Regions from separate parts of the Homo sapiens genome. Here all the other regions are linked to region 1. The links are chromatin loops, found by intact Hi-C in ENCODE. Cell type or tissue: CD4-positive, alpha-beta T cell. All regions are shown on one strand. Each heading gives the region's core, and the rest is flanking DNA. Links, peaks and the distances in the headings are about the cores only. Region 1 overlaps ATG16L1 (autophagy related 16 like 1). Region 2 overlaps DGKD (diacylglycerol kinase delta). Region 3 overlaps INPP5D (inositol polyphosphate-5-phosphatase D).

Region 1 (2,500 bases), core at 1-2,500:
ACAACCTTTTGAGGTAAATATCATTATTGCCATTTATAAATGAGGAAACTGAGGTATAGTGAGATTCTTGAAATGTCAAAGTTTACATAACATTAGTAACTTTAATTTACTAAAGCTTGACATAGAAGTCTTGGCTGTGACAAATTTTTAACATGGTCAAAGTCTCATCCACTAACTCCCCTTCTCAGAATCATTTTTGTCTCTCATTCAAGTCCTAAATTCAGAAACTCCCTAACTCCTAACCCTGACCTTACTCTCTCTTCTTTGATAAATTTCACTTCTAACTATGGCTATGCCTGCTAGGTGGAGGACCCCTAATGTAGAACTCTAGCAATGCTACTGAGCTGCAATCAAGAATTCTGCTGAAATTTCTCGTAAGTTTTTACCACGGTGGTAATTCTCAAAATGAAGGAAAGTCCTCTAGGCAGTATAGCAGAATCTTGGGAAGGGATGTGGGTATAGCTTAAAAAGTGCATTACACTCTTGATTTTATACCTGGAAGATGAAAAATAAGTTTTACAGGGCAAATTACCAAAAATACAATTTATCCAAATTGTCTTAGCTGGTAGAGACAACTGTGAACTAACTCTCTTTGAGGAAAAACCAGAATCTCGGTATAAGGTGTGTGAGTACCACTACTCTATGATTAAAGCACTTGTTGACTGTCTGAAATCTACTTTCTATAACTTCAGGTCCCAGTTCTGCAAGGTGGAGATAAAAACTTGACTTAGGGTCACAGGGAGAGGAAAACACCACCTGTTATCAGGGATTCATCACTATAGCTGAAAGGAAAGGTCTTTAATAGCTCAAACAGAGTCTCTCTCTGTCACCCAGGCTGGAGGGCAGTGACATCATCTCGGCTCACTGCAATCTCCGCTTCCTGTGTTCAAGCGATTCTCCTGTCTCAGCCTCCTGAGTAGCCGGGATTACAGCCACCTGCCACTACATCCAGCTAATTTTTGTGTTTTTAGTAGTAGAGACAGGGTTTTGCCATGTTGGCCAGGCTGATCTTGAACTCCTGACCTCAGGTGATCCACCTGCCTTGGCCTCCCAAAGTGCTGGGATTACAGGCAGCAGCCACCGTGCCCAGCCCTGAGTGCATCTTATGAAGCAGCCACTGTGCCTGACCACAGGGACACGTGGCAGCATAAGGGAAGGAGGCAGAGTGTGAAGAGCTATCTCAAAACAGTGTGCTACATATGGCCCAGGTAAACCACAGCTGCCTGAAGCAGGAAGATGAGGGACATCTAAGCTGGGGAGGCAGGAAGTGGGTAATGACGCAGGAAGGCTTCTAGGAGGAGAGGCTACCTAAGCAAAGTAATGAAGACTCCTCAGGTCCCACATCTGCAATCACATGATACCTCCAAGTGCACAGCCCTAGGAAGATGCTTCAAAGGGTGGGCTAGGGAATGAGGACAGCATTTTCACTAGGAAATGTGCATTACCCCCCGTCCACTGCACTGCTCAGGGGCTCTTCCTTGGCATCACCACACATCTCCCCAACTTCTCCCTCCAGCAGCCTCTCAGCTGACGTGAACATGCAACCTAGCAGCATCCAGCTCACCTGGGGCCCCCAACACCCTCACACTGCTGTCAAGCTCCATGGCATAAGCCAAACAATTCTGCTTAAAGTAAATGTGAGACAGAAACAATACAAAAAGGACAGCTTATTTTTTCTTAATAGAAACCGGAAAATTAGAAAATACAGGTAAGTATAAAATGAGAAATCAAAAACCATAATCTCACCACCCCCAAAAATAAACACCAGTAACAGTACATATAATTCCTTCCAGTCATTTTTTTAAAAAAGTATACAAAATTGGGATCATCTGTATGAAAACATTTTGTGTCCTATTTTCGGTTATATTAATTTTAGGCATTTTCCACAGCACTAAGTATTCTTTTCGTTTTGCTTTTGAGGCAGAGTCTTGCTCTGCTGCCCAGGCTAGAGCCTAGTGGCATGATATTGGCTCACTGCAACTTCCACCTCCCGGGTTCAAGCGATTCTCCTGCCTCAGCCTCCTGAGTAGCTGGGATTACAGGCATCCGCTACCACACCCGGCTAATTTTCGTATTTTTATTAGAGACGGGGTTTCACCATGTTGGCCAGGCTGGTCTCGAATTCCTAACCTCAAGTGATTCACCTTCCTTGGCCTCCCAAAGTGCTAGGATTACAGTGTGCGCCACCACACCAGGCCAATCTTACACCTTCTAACAGTATTTTTATATCCATTTACAGTATTTTTGTATCCATTAAGTAATCTCTCTTTAACCTCCTTCCCCACTACTCTTCCCATGCTCTAGTAACCACAGTTATACTCTGTATCTCTAGGAGAACATTTTTCTTTTAGCCCCACATGTAGAAGCACGCAGTATCTGCCTTCCTGTGCCTGGCTTATTTCACTTAATATACTGTCCTCCAGTTCCATCCAAGTGGTTGTAAATAACATGATTTAATTCATTTTTATAGCGAATAATATTCCATTGTGTGTGTGTACAG
Region 2 (4,738 bases), core at 1,157-3,656, 180 kb before region 1:
TTTTCCACAGACCCCAGGTTAAGAACACCTGGTCAAAGGGACCTGTCTCTCAAAGTCTCCTCATACGGCACCGGAGCACATCCCCACTCACCTGTCCAGCATCTTGGTGCTGGCTCTCTCCAACTTCTCCAAGATCTGGGGGAGCTGGGTGTCGTCATCGCAGGCTGAGCCCCAGCCCAGTACTCGGGCCAAGTCGTTCCCTGTGCCGAGCGGCAGCACTCCCAGCTGACACTAAGGAAACATGGGGGACGATGCGCAGGCAAACACCTGGGGGCAGGGGCCACTTCCCAGCCCGCAGCCCTCCTTGTCCCCCACCGTGAGGGTTACGTTAGCAATGTGGGGACGTGACCTAAAACCACGCAGCTTACACATTACAGGCAGAGCCCACTGGAGGGGACAGATGGCATTTTCCTTGGCAATGAGACAGAAACATGACTGCCCTTGAGATAAGATGCTGCTTCTGGGAGAAATGGATGAGCCACAGGTCCATCTCTCAGCTGTCATCACATCTTGATGGTCAGCCCCTCACACCCTCTCTGATCTGTCTCCCAAATCCCTCTGCTTCCCATTTTCACCACCGTGACCACAGCCCCAAGGAATCACTCTGATGCCTCGCCACCCGTCCCTCCATCCACTACAGCATCTCACTCACTAATGCCAAATTCTTCTTCCAAAAACATCACTAGTATCACTTCTCTCCTCTAAATCCTATCCAAAAAAGGTGCCAGGACCATCCTCAGTCTGGAGGCTACCCTGGAGCCTTGCCAGAGCTCAGCCTCTGCCCGCCTGCCTGCTGTTCCAGGAAGAGACCTCATGCATTACTCAGGCCTCACCCTCCACCTGGATTCCCATTTCAGAGCTCCAATGAGATCCCACTACACCATTCCATTGCTTAGGAGGCCTCTTAAAATGCCCACTGCCCAGAGCTCACCAGCCTTTGACTCTGACAACAGAGTGACCAGGGCCATGAAGGCTGCGGTGGAGTGTGTGGGGAGGCGTTACTGTCCTTGAGGCAGGAAACCTGCCGTGGTCCAGCCTACAGCACCGTACAGCCCTCTGCCCACCAGGTGGAGGTGACCATGCTTGAGGCCCTGCCGCCTGTGGGGACAGCAAACACCAGGGAAGGTCCTGCCTCACCAAGGGGACATTTGGCAGTAGGGGAGGCAGGAGCGAGCAGGCCAGGACACCGGAGCCGACACACTAGATGGAGAGAACCCAGTGCTGAAGGGTGCCCAGAGGGTCTGAGGACTCCGCGAGGGCTTCCTGGAGCCTTAAAGGAAAAGGAGAGCAGCGCACAGCAGGCATGGATGGTGCTCCAGGCAGGGAGACACCACTGGGAGGGGGCAAGGCAGAGCTCAGTGAAGAGGAGGACAGCGAGGAAACAGGAGGCAGACAGGCAGAGAAGCAAGCAGGAGGCAAAGCTGGGACTCTTAAAGGTCTGGACTTTTCCCAGAAGCATCGTGCTTGGGGGGTGCACAGGCAGAAATGCCCCGGGAAAGGTCGCCTGGGTGAGCTGCAGATGGACAGAGGCCAGGGTACTGTGGGTGGCAGGACTGAGGACACAATTAGTGAGAAACAGGCAGGAGGAAGAGACGGACGAACCAAGAACAACTGTCCGATTTCCTGGCTCAGACATCTAGATGGATGATGTTTTCAGACTCGAAGGAAAGGAACGCAGGGTGGGGGCTGAACGTGGTGTAGTGTTGGAAACTCGAGGCACTAGGAGACATCCAGAGAGGCCCAAGGCTCAGCTATCAATTGAGGCGCCCCCAGGAGAGAGACGACAGCAGAAGCCCTGCAAGTCGCTGAGCGTTCAAAAGCGAAGGAGGAGAGGCCCCAGCAAGGCTCTGAGGACACAGCGTTAAGGGAAGGGTAAGGAGGGAGAGGCCACCATGGAGCAGTAGCAGCCAGGAAGACAAGAAACCCCGAGGCGGCAGGGGCCCAGCGAAGGCATGGCCACCACATCAGGTGTCAAAGAGACGCAGGGGAGAGAAATGTGTGCTGACCTTGGCTGAACGTATGAAAATCAGCCACAAGGTTCCACTGTCTTCCTAACTAGTGACAGTGAACTTGCAAGTAATACACAAAATCAAAAATTAGAGTAGTCTATGCTAATCCACCAGCAGGCGGCACCACTTCTCCTCCTGAGCCACTGGCCTCACGGCCCGAGCTGTCAAATCCACCCACCTGGAAATACTACCAAGTGAGCAGAGCTGGGTAGGCACCACAGAATCACTGAAAAATACATCCACGTCACACAGAAGACTGAATTTTTTAAAAATGGGGCCATAATAAACATAAGAAAATACAGATGCAAATCTTAATCTTGGGGTGTAGGCAGCTGCAAATATGACAGACGTTGACAAAAATCATGAAAGAAAAGACCACCCCCCAAAAAGGATGTTGAACTGACAAACGACAAACCGGGAAAAAAATATCTGCAGTGACAGATAAGAAGTTAATGTAACAATAATCCTCACACACCCATTTTTAAAGGAAAAAAAGGTGAATACTCAAAGAGAAAATGAGGCAAAAAAAAATATGAACAGGTGATTTATTTAAAACTTCATAACCAACTGAGGAGGCGTTCAACTTCACCAGGAATTAAAGAAGTAAAGGTCAGACATTTTTTGGTCTACTTAGCTGGACAAAAACTAAAGAGATGAACAGCTTGGATGGTGCACGGGGAAAGACAGCTTTAAAGGCATCAGGCATGGAAGCTGGCACAGCCCTGAGGAAAGGCAGTTTGTCAGCACATTTCAATACTTAAGCTTGGGTGCGCTCAGAGAGGAGACCACTGGGAAGTGATCTCCGTGCTCACACATGGAGGTGAGCTGGCCCTGGGCTCCCGGGTGTGTCCAGTGGAAAACGACACACAGATGCCTACTTACAGACACAGGCACAAGGTGTCTGCAACATCTTAATTAGTGGTTTTTTAAAAGCAGTAACAGGCCGGGCGCGGTGGCTCATGCCTGTAATCCCAGCACTTTGGGAGGCCAAGGTGGGCGGATCATGAGGTCAAGAGATCGAGACCATCCTGGCCAACATGGAGAAACCCTGTCTCTACTAAAAATACAAAAATTAGCTGGGCGTGGTAGCGTGCGCCTGTAATCCCAGCTATTTAGGAGGCTGAGGCAGGAGAATCACTTGAACCGGGGAGGCAGAGGTTGTAGTGAGCCGAGATCGCACCACTGCACTCCAGCCCAGCAACAGAGCAAGACTCCACCTCAAAAAAACAAAAACAAAAACAACAACAACAAAAGCAGTAACAGAATAGCCCGTTTAAATTACAAGTGCACTGTGCATTGTATGTACTGTGATCAAGAGAGGTCAGAGACAGCAAAATGTTGGCACTGGCTGATCACCTGGGGAGGCCGTGGCTTGGTGTGGAAATTAAATGACTATATGAACATTTTTATACACAATCAGGAAAATCTATTTTTATTTTAATACAAAAAACTAAGTCCAATGAACCATGACTCTGACTTGAGAAACTCAAGTATACTGCCGTCCCCTTCTCACAAGCAAGAGGCCTCAAGACAAAAATTACCCAGTAAAGCAACAGCCCCACCCAGCCCTGCTCCCCATGTGGGTCCTTTGTGGGCAATTCTTTTCGTAGCTCCCTTCAGGTCCCCCTCATACATCATGGCCAGAGCCCCCGGGCCTCCACAATGCCAGGGGGTGGCCCAGGCTCTCCCCTCTCTGCCCTGGCCACCAAACTGCACACTCCCCAAAACCACCAATGGTTTCTGGCCTGAGAACAGGTGCTCCGAGATGAACAGGAGCTGAGACTGCATGATTTCCCTCTAACCTCCGCACCCTCTCTGCTCCTGGCTGGGCTCCCTCCTGTCCTGGTACCTGTTTATGAAGGTTGAGGCTGTCGATTTCGGAGAGGACCCAGCCAACACTTCCATCCCCGCCACAAACCAGAATCCGGAATGTGTCAAACTTCTGGAATAACCGTAAGCTGCAGAGAAAAGAGAAAGGCCGTGAAATGACATCCATTCCACAGGACAAATGACAGGCTTGTCAGTACGGGGCTGAGGGGCCACCTGTGCTCCTCATGGCTGACCTGCACCAGAGGCAGAGCACGCACAGGCCCTGCCACGTGACACCAGCCGCCTCCACTCAGGGTCCACTTTGTCAAAGGGACGACAGCAGCACTGGGGTCCAGCCAACTGCTCCCACCAGCCACGCCCCACCCAGCGACAAGACCACTCAGCTTGGTGAGCCACTGCACGCTCTGCAGACATCACAGGCAAAGTGGTGGGCCAAAACTGCATCCCCTGCCAGGCTCACGGGCACAGCCTGCCGTGGCCCCTAACCATGTGAGCCCACCCTGCGTCACTGTCCCTGCCCCATCCACATGTGGCCCCTGCCAGCCTTCCCAGCATGCCCTCTGGGCTGCCTGCATCACCCTGCACCCTCAGTCTTGGCACTCCCCGGCCCTGGGCCACAGTCTGGCTTCCGCCCTGGCCCTTGTTCTGGTCACCCTGGAGCCCCAGGCTGCCTGACCTGCTGCGGGCTGCGTGTCCCCACTGCAGCACATATGCCTGGGCCCACTCAGTCCTCCGGTGATGTGACCCACGCCTCCTACCCTCCTAACTCCTCGGTTTCCTTCCTTCCTGGGCTCCCCCTGCCCCTGCCCAGCAGCGTCCCCACTCAGGAGACCAGTGCCGCTTCTGCTCACTCCTCATCCTCTTCCTGTGTGACCACATCCAGTTTCAAGGACCACACA
Region 3 (4,738 bases), core at 1,247-3,746, 190 kb after region 1:
TGAGCCTGGGAGCAGAGGTTGCAGTGAGCCGAGGTCGCGCCACTGCACTCCAGCCTGGTCTACAGAACAAGACCCTGTCTCAAAAACAAAACAAAACAAAACAGAAAAACACCTGGGGGTGCTCCCATCTTGACTGAAACAATCAATATCCTAGATACAATCTCAACCTCAAGAAAAGACAGGAAGTTCACAGAGAACATTGATGTGATAGGGGATTATGGGTAGTTCTAATTTTCTGCTTTATTCCTCTCGGTGGGAAGGATGTTAGAAAGGACGCAAGGGCCAAAAGGTTGTAGGGTGGAGCCGAAGGGCCTCTTTTGCTTCAACTGTGGCCCTAGGTTTGAGACAGCCATTTATGCGACACGTCTGAGGCCACTCCAGGCCTCCCTGGCCACCCTGGAGCTGGCCCATGAGGGCGGCTTGCAGGACCTCAGACTCTTCCTTACTTTCCCAAAGAGGGGCCATTTCAAAGGCAGCAGCAGCCTCCCAGCTCAGTCTGCAGCGAGCAGCTCAAGATAGGCACCGCTTCTCTTAGGGGAGAGTCACTTCCCTTTCCAAGTCAAGAAAGGAGTTTTGGCTTTACAAGAAACCCACTCTCTTGGTGTGGGACAGTCAGGCCTGCGGGGCTGAGCCGTTCTGCCTTCGTCTGGCCTCACACAGGGCTCAGAGCACTGCCCCAACCCTCCCCCAACCAGGAAAAGCAGTGCAAGCTGAGTCCAGAAGGTTCTCAGGGTTTGAGTGGCACAGCAGCTGTTGAACAACTGCTTAACAGTTCCAGAGCGTACTCAGGTCCCTGAAGACATGAAGCCCATAGCCCAAAGAGCAGAGCTGAGGGAGATGGAGTTCCAAAATTTACCCCTCCTTCCCCACCACTCCCAGCACTGCCTAGAATGCTCTAAAGCACCTCCAGCTCCCTGCTGTCTCCACCCTCCTCCCCAGCAGCTTCCTTGTGCTGGGAGGTATGTGTGTGATCTCTACTTTCCAGCAGTTTCTTGGCAGTCCTTGCCCAAGGCCACATCGCTGACCAAATTGGACTTGAACCCAGATCCCAGCCGGGAATGGAGTCTGCTTTCATTCTAGGGGCACCTCACTGATTTACCACAAGGGACAGATGCCACCTGGGATCAAATATTATCTATAACCATGTGAAGGGCAAGAGGCCAAGCTCTCTGAGAGGCCACATTGCCCTGTCTCCCTGTCCCTCTGGGCAGAGTCCTGGGCTCATCCTTCCCCAGGGGACTCCAGACAGGCTTGGAAACACCTTCTGGATTGGAAGGAAGAAAGCTTAGCCGGGGAGGCCGGGAGGCCTGGCTGTGAGTTCCAACTTCCGCAGTTCTCAGCAACACTCATATTTAGAACGAGGGGGTTGGATGAAGTTACAGTTTGCATCCTGCCCTCCCATCTCGGATTTTTTTTAAGTCTGTGAAAGATGGAGTGAGAGAAAAGAGTCCCCCAGGTGAGGCAGCTCCTCTCCCTGATTGATACAGGGCTGTCATGGGCTATGACACGTGGGCCAACTCCATGAAGTTGGTCTGCAAAGAACAAAGATGAGATCTTTGGTGTTGACAAGAGAACAGAAGTCCCCAGGAAAAGAGCTAAAGTTACTAAACTAAGAAACAATGAAAGCCTTTCGGTGCTTCACTTGGCAAAATTTCAGGCCAGATTCTTATTTTGGGGAGCCTCGTATTCTGGTGGCACTGAACAGGCTCAGGTGTCAGGAATGAGTTATTTAGAAACTGTGGCTAAGCTCAGAAAAGACTGTGAGGTTTTGCCTCAACATGAAAAGAGGAACTTGAGTTAAAATAGGCAGAGATCAATAACTGCTAAAGCTTCCCCGAAGGGCTCTGAGTCTGCTTAATTGGGCATGAGTGTGCACTTGGTCCTCAGTGGACGTCTGCTGTCATTTACTCTTGGAGGTAGATTTTCGAAGGTGAGTCCACCTGGGAGAATCCTATGAGAATTCCCCTTTAATTCACCTTGAAGGAAAACCTCTTCAGACCACCTAGGTCCACAGCTCCCTGTACCATGTCAGCTACTGCGGAGGTCACAGATCTAGTGCCGGGGTCAGGAGCAGAGAAGTCCAGCAGAGCCGCCCATCTTCTCTGAAAGCTGCCCGCCCACTGTCCTGGCTAAGCGGAGACCTTAAGGAGGCACGCTGCCCCCACGACTCTGTCCCCATCTCTGAGAGGCAGAGGGGGGTACCTGCTCCAAGACAGCCGATTCATACACAGACTGGCAGCCCCTGAGTGGCTCATGCGGAGAAAGCCGTGGAGGCTGAGCCATCAGACTCCTTCTTAGGACTGGGGACTGAGAAGGGAGGCTGCTGGCTGGGAAGAGCGGCCCCACAGAGAAGAGCTGATCCATGGGAGAAGCTGCGTGCAGACCCCATGCTCTTCTGGTTCCAAGGCCCTAGGGCGGCCTTCTCCTTCCTGGCTCTGCACATCTCCACAAAGGCTGCCCACCCCTTACCCCTTACAGAGTCAGCCAAGGCGAGTTTCTGTTCCCTGCACCACCACCACCCCCTGCCCAGTAGCCTGATGAGGCCCCGGATTTCATCAGCAGTTCCCAGGGTCACAAGATGTCACAGTAGCAAGAGTATGATGGTGACAGAGAGGGGCAAACCGGAGACGCAGTCTACACATTTACAGGCGGCGGGTGCCGACTCTACTAGAAGCCACAGAGTCATGTCTTTTCCAGTCATACTTAAAGTTTTCTTCACTTTGAAGGAAGAGAAGAAACCACAAAGGGAAAAAAGATCAAAAGCATCGACCAACTTTTAACTTAAGAGAGTTTGCCGACTCCTCTCAGCAAACCACCTATCACAGATGCCAACTCTGCCAGAAAAGCTCATGCCCTCCTAGACTTGAAAAAAATGGTAGAGGTCATTGAGGCCAACTGCCTGCCCCAGACAGGGCTCCCCTCCGCTGCTCACATCCCACACATGGTGAAGAGCCCCTGTCAGAGACAGACATTCCCATGGCAAATAGCTGCCAAGCGCTGGAAAGGACCTTCTCGTACTAGGTGTGCCAACATCTGCTCCTGGTGACTGCTAAGAACCAGGCCAAACCTGCGGGCGCCCTAGGCCAGTGGAAAGCCTTCAGCAGATGTGCCTTAGAGGCTGCAGTGGACTCAGGGGCAGGAGGATGAGGCAGCCGGCAGCAATGCCAGCCTAACTACGCAGGGAGTGGTTCTGCTTGAGCCTAAACTCGCATCTCCTAAGGAGGCCTCGCAGCAAATGCCCCTGGACCGGGCTGCATCACACATGCCCCTTGGGCCTCTCTCAATCACATCGCTCCTCGAAGCAATTCCTTCCATCCTCATAAGCTGTCTTCCTGAGGGGCGTTCTGCTCACCACGCTCTCCCTCTTGACAACTTCTGGAGGATTTTTGCCTCCAGGGACTTGCCTGTGGTCTCCCCACACCTTGAGTCCAGCTCCCTGTCTACTACTGCATCCTAGTTAGCACAAAATGAATCATTCCCTTCAAGCTTTGAAACTGAAGAGTGTACCCTGCCTCTCCCCTCCCACTTCCACTTTCTTTTCAAACAAACTCCTCCAACGCCGTCATTGCTCTTCCATGACATGATATCCAAACCTTTGTCGACCCCGGCTACTCTGCTTGGGACGTGGATGCACTGCTGTGCCTCTTACTCTAGTCCCTGAGAACTGAGCATCTCTCTCTCTCTCTCTCTGTCACGTGCACACACACACACACACACACACACCCGGGATGTGGAAACTTTGTCTCCTTCCTTCTTGCCACCTCCATGTGCTCTTCATGTAGCCAGATAACAATAGCTTTCCTGGCTTCCACACACTCAGTTGTCACATTTTGTGGCGAAACAAAGGCTTTAGTAAACCGTGCTTAGGGTGGCCTTCCCGGGCTTGGACGGGTGCAGCTGATTTTTGTTTTTAAATTTAACTGCAGCCTGGCGGGGTGGCTCATGCCTATAATCCCAGAACTTTGGGAGGCCGAGGTGGGCAGATCATTCGCTGTCAGGAGTTTAAGACCAGCCTGGCCAACATGGAGAAACCCCATCTGTACCAAAAATACAAAAATCAGCCGGGCATGGTGGCGGGCACCTATAATCCCAGCTACTAGGGAGACTGAGGCAGGGGAATCACTTGAACCTGGGAGGTGGAGGTTGCAGGGAGCCGACATGGCGCCACTGCACTCCAGCCTGGGTGACAAGAGTGAAACTCTGTCTCAAAAATAAAAAATATTAAAAAATGAACTGCAAGTTTTGCACATTTTGACTTTGCTTGGTGAAATCAGATGCAGTGAGCACCAGCCTCGGACAGAACAGAGTTCTACAAATGGAAAGGCACTGTTTTGTGCTAGTCTCGCAGCCCCTCAGAAAACACGGTCTGTTCTCCTGTAAGTTCACCTCCCTTCTCTCCCTCCTGAGCCACTTCCTCTCTCTCCTTTGAGAGACTGAAGACAACAGTCGGCCAAGCCACAGCCCCTCCTTTCCCTTCATCTCTGGACAGTCTGCTTCACCTTCGTTTCCTCTTCACACCTATGGACCACAAATAGCCTGTGGCATGCAACTCCGTCATGTCACAGAGCAGGGTCACTTGGAGGGCCCCAGTTTACCAGCTAAGCCACCCCATGGACACCTGGGAGGAAGCCAGGCTCAGCCAGGCCTTCACGTCCGGCTACCTGCGCGTGCACTTCCTTCCTCATCGTTTACACCCTTTCTCTGCCAGTATCGGCTGAAGTCAGGTTCAGATTTCTAG

Evidence for each region. A loop is a pair of places that touch in the nucleus more often than their neighbours do. Peaks named below come from ENCODE experiments on the same cell type or tissue, not always from the same donor. Only the 100,000 strongest peaks of a DNase experiment are listed, where the experiment ranks them.
Region 2: it touches region 1 in a loop (4-fold over the local background); 29 of 110 quality-filtered maps call a loop at or near these places.
Region 3: it touches region 1 in a loop (2.5-fold over the local background); 32 of 110 quality-filtered maps call a loop at or near these places.

What each region holds. Positions count from the first base shown.
Region 1 is chr2:233,266,766-233,269,265 of GRCh38, reverse strand. The region is part of intron 5 of ATG16L1 (autophagy related 16 like 1); the gene reads right to left. Among named protein-coding and RNA genes, the nearest start is that of ATG16L1, 16 kb to the right of the region's middle. In CD4-positive, alpha-beta T cell, for the core only: no CTCF peak of the experiment used is centred there; DNase peaks (open chromatin) are centred at 855 and 1,265; H3K4me3 peaks cover 846 bases; H3K27ac peaks cover 2,459 bases.
Region 2 is chr2:233,441,116-233,445,853 of GRCh38, reverse strand. It overlaps DGKD (diacylglycerol kinase delta), which reads right to left. Exons shown (of 30, transcript NM_152879.3): 10 at 3,859-3,967; 11 at 92-231. Among named protein-coding and RNA genes, the nearest start is that of DGKD, 89 kb to the right of the region's middle. RefSeq lists enhancers at 2,096-2,145, 2,166-2,275. In CD4-positive, alpha-beta T cell, for the core only: CTCF peaks have their summits at 1,905 and 2,105 (motif pointing right); a DNase peak (open chromatin) is centred at 2,143.
Region 3 is chr2:233,079,416-233,084,153 of GRCh38, reverse strand. The region is part of intron 2 of INPP5D (inositol polyphosphate-5-phosphatase D); the gene reads right to left. Among named protein-coding and RNA genes, the nearest start is that of INPP5D, 21 kb to the right of the region's middle. RefSeq lists enhancers at 1,701-1,850, 2,361-2,450. In CD4-positive, alpha-beta T cell, for the core only: no CTCF peak of the experiment used is centred there; DNase peaks (open chromatin) are centred at 2,703 and 3,703; H3K4me3 peaks cover 934 bases; H3K27ac peaks cover 2,500 bases.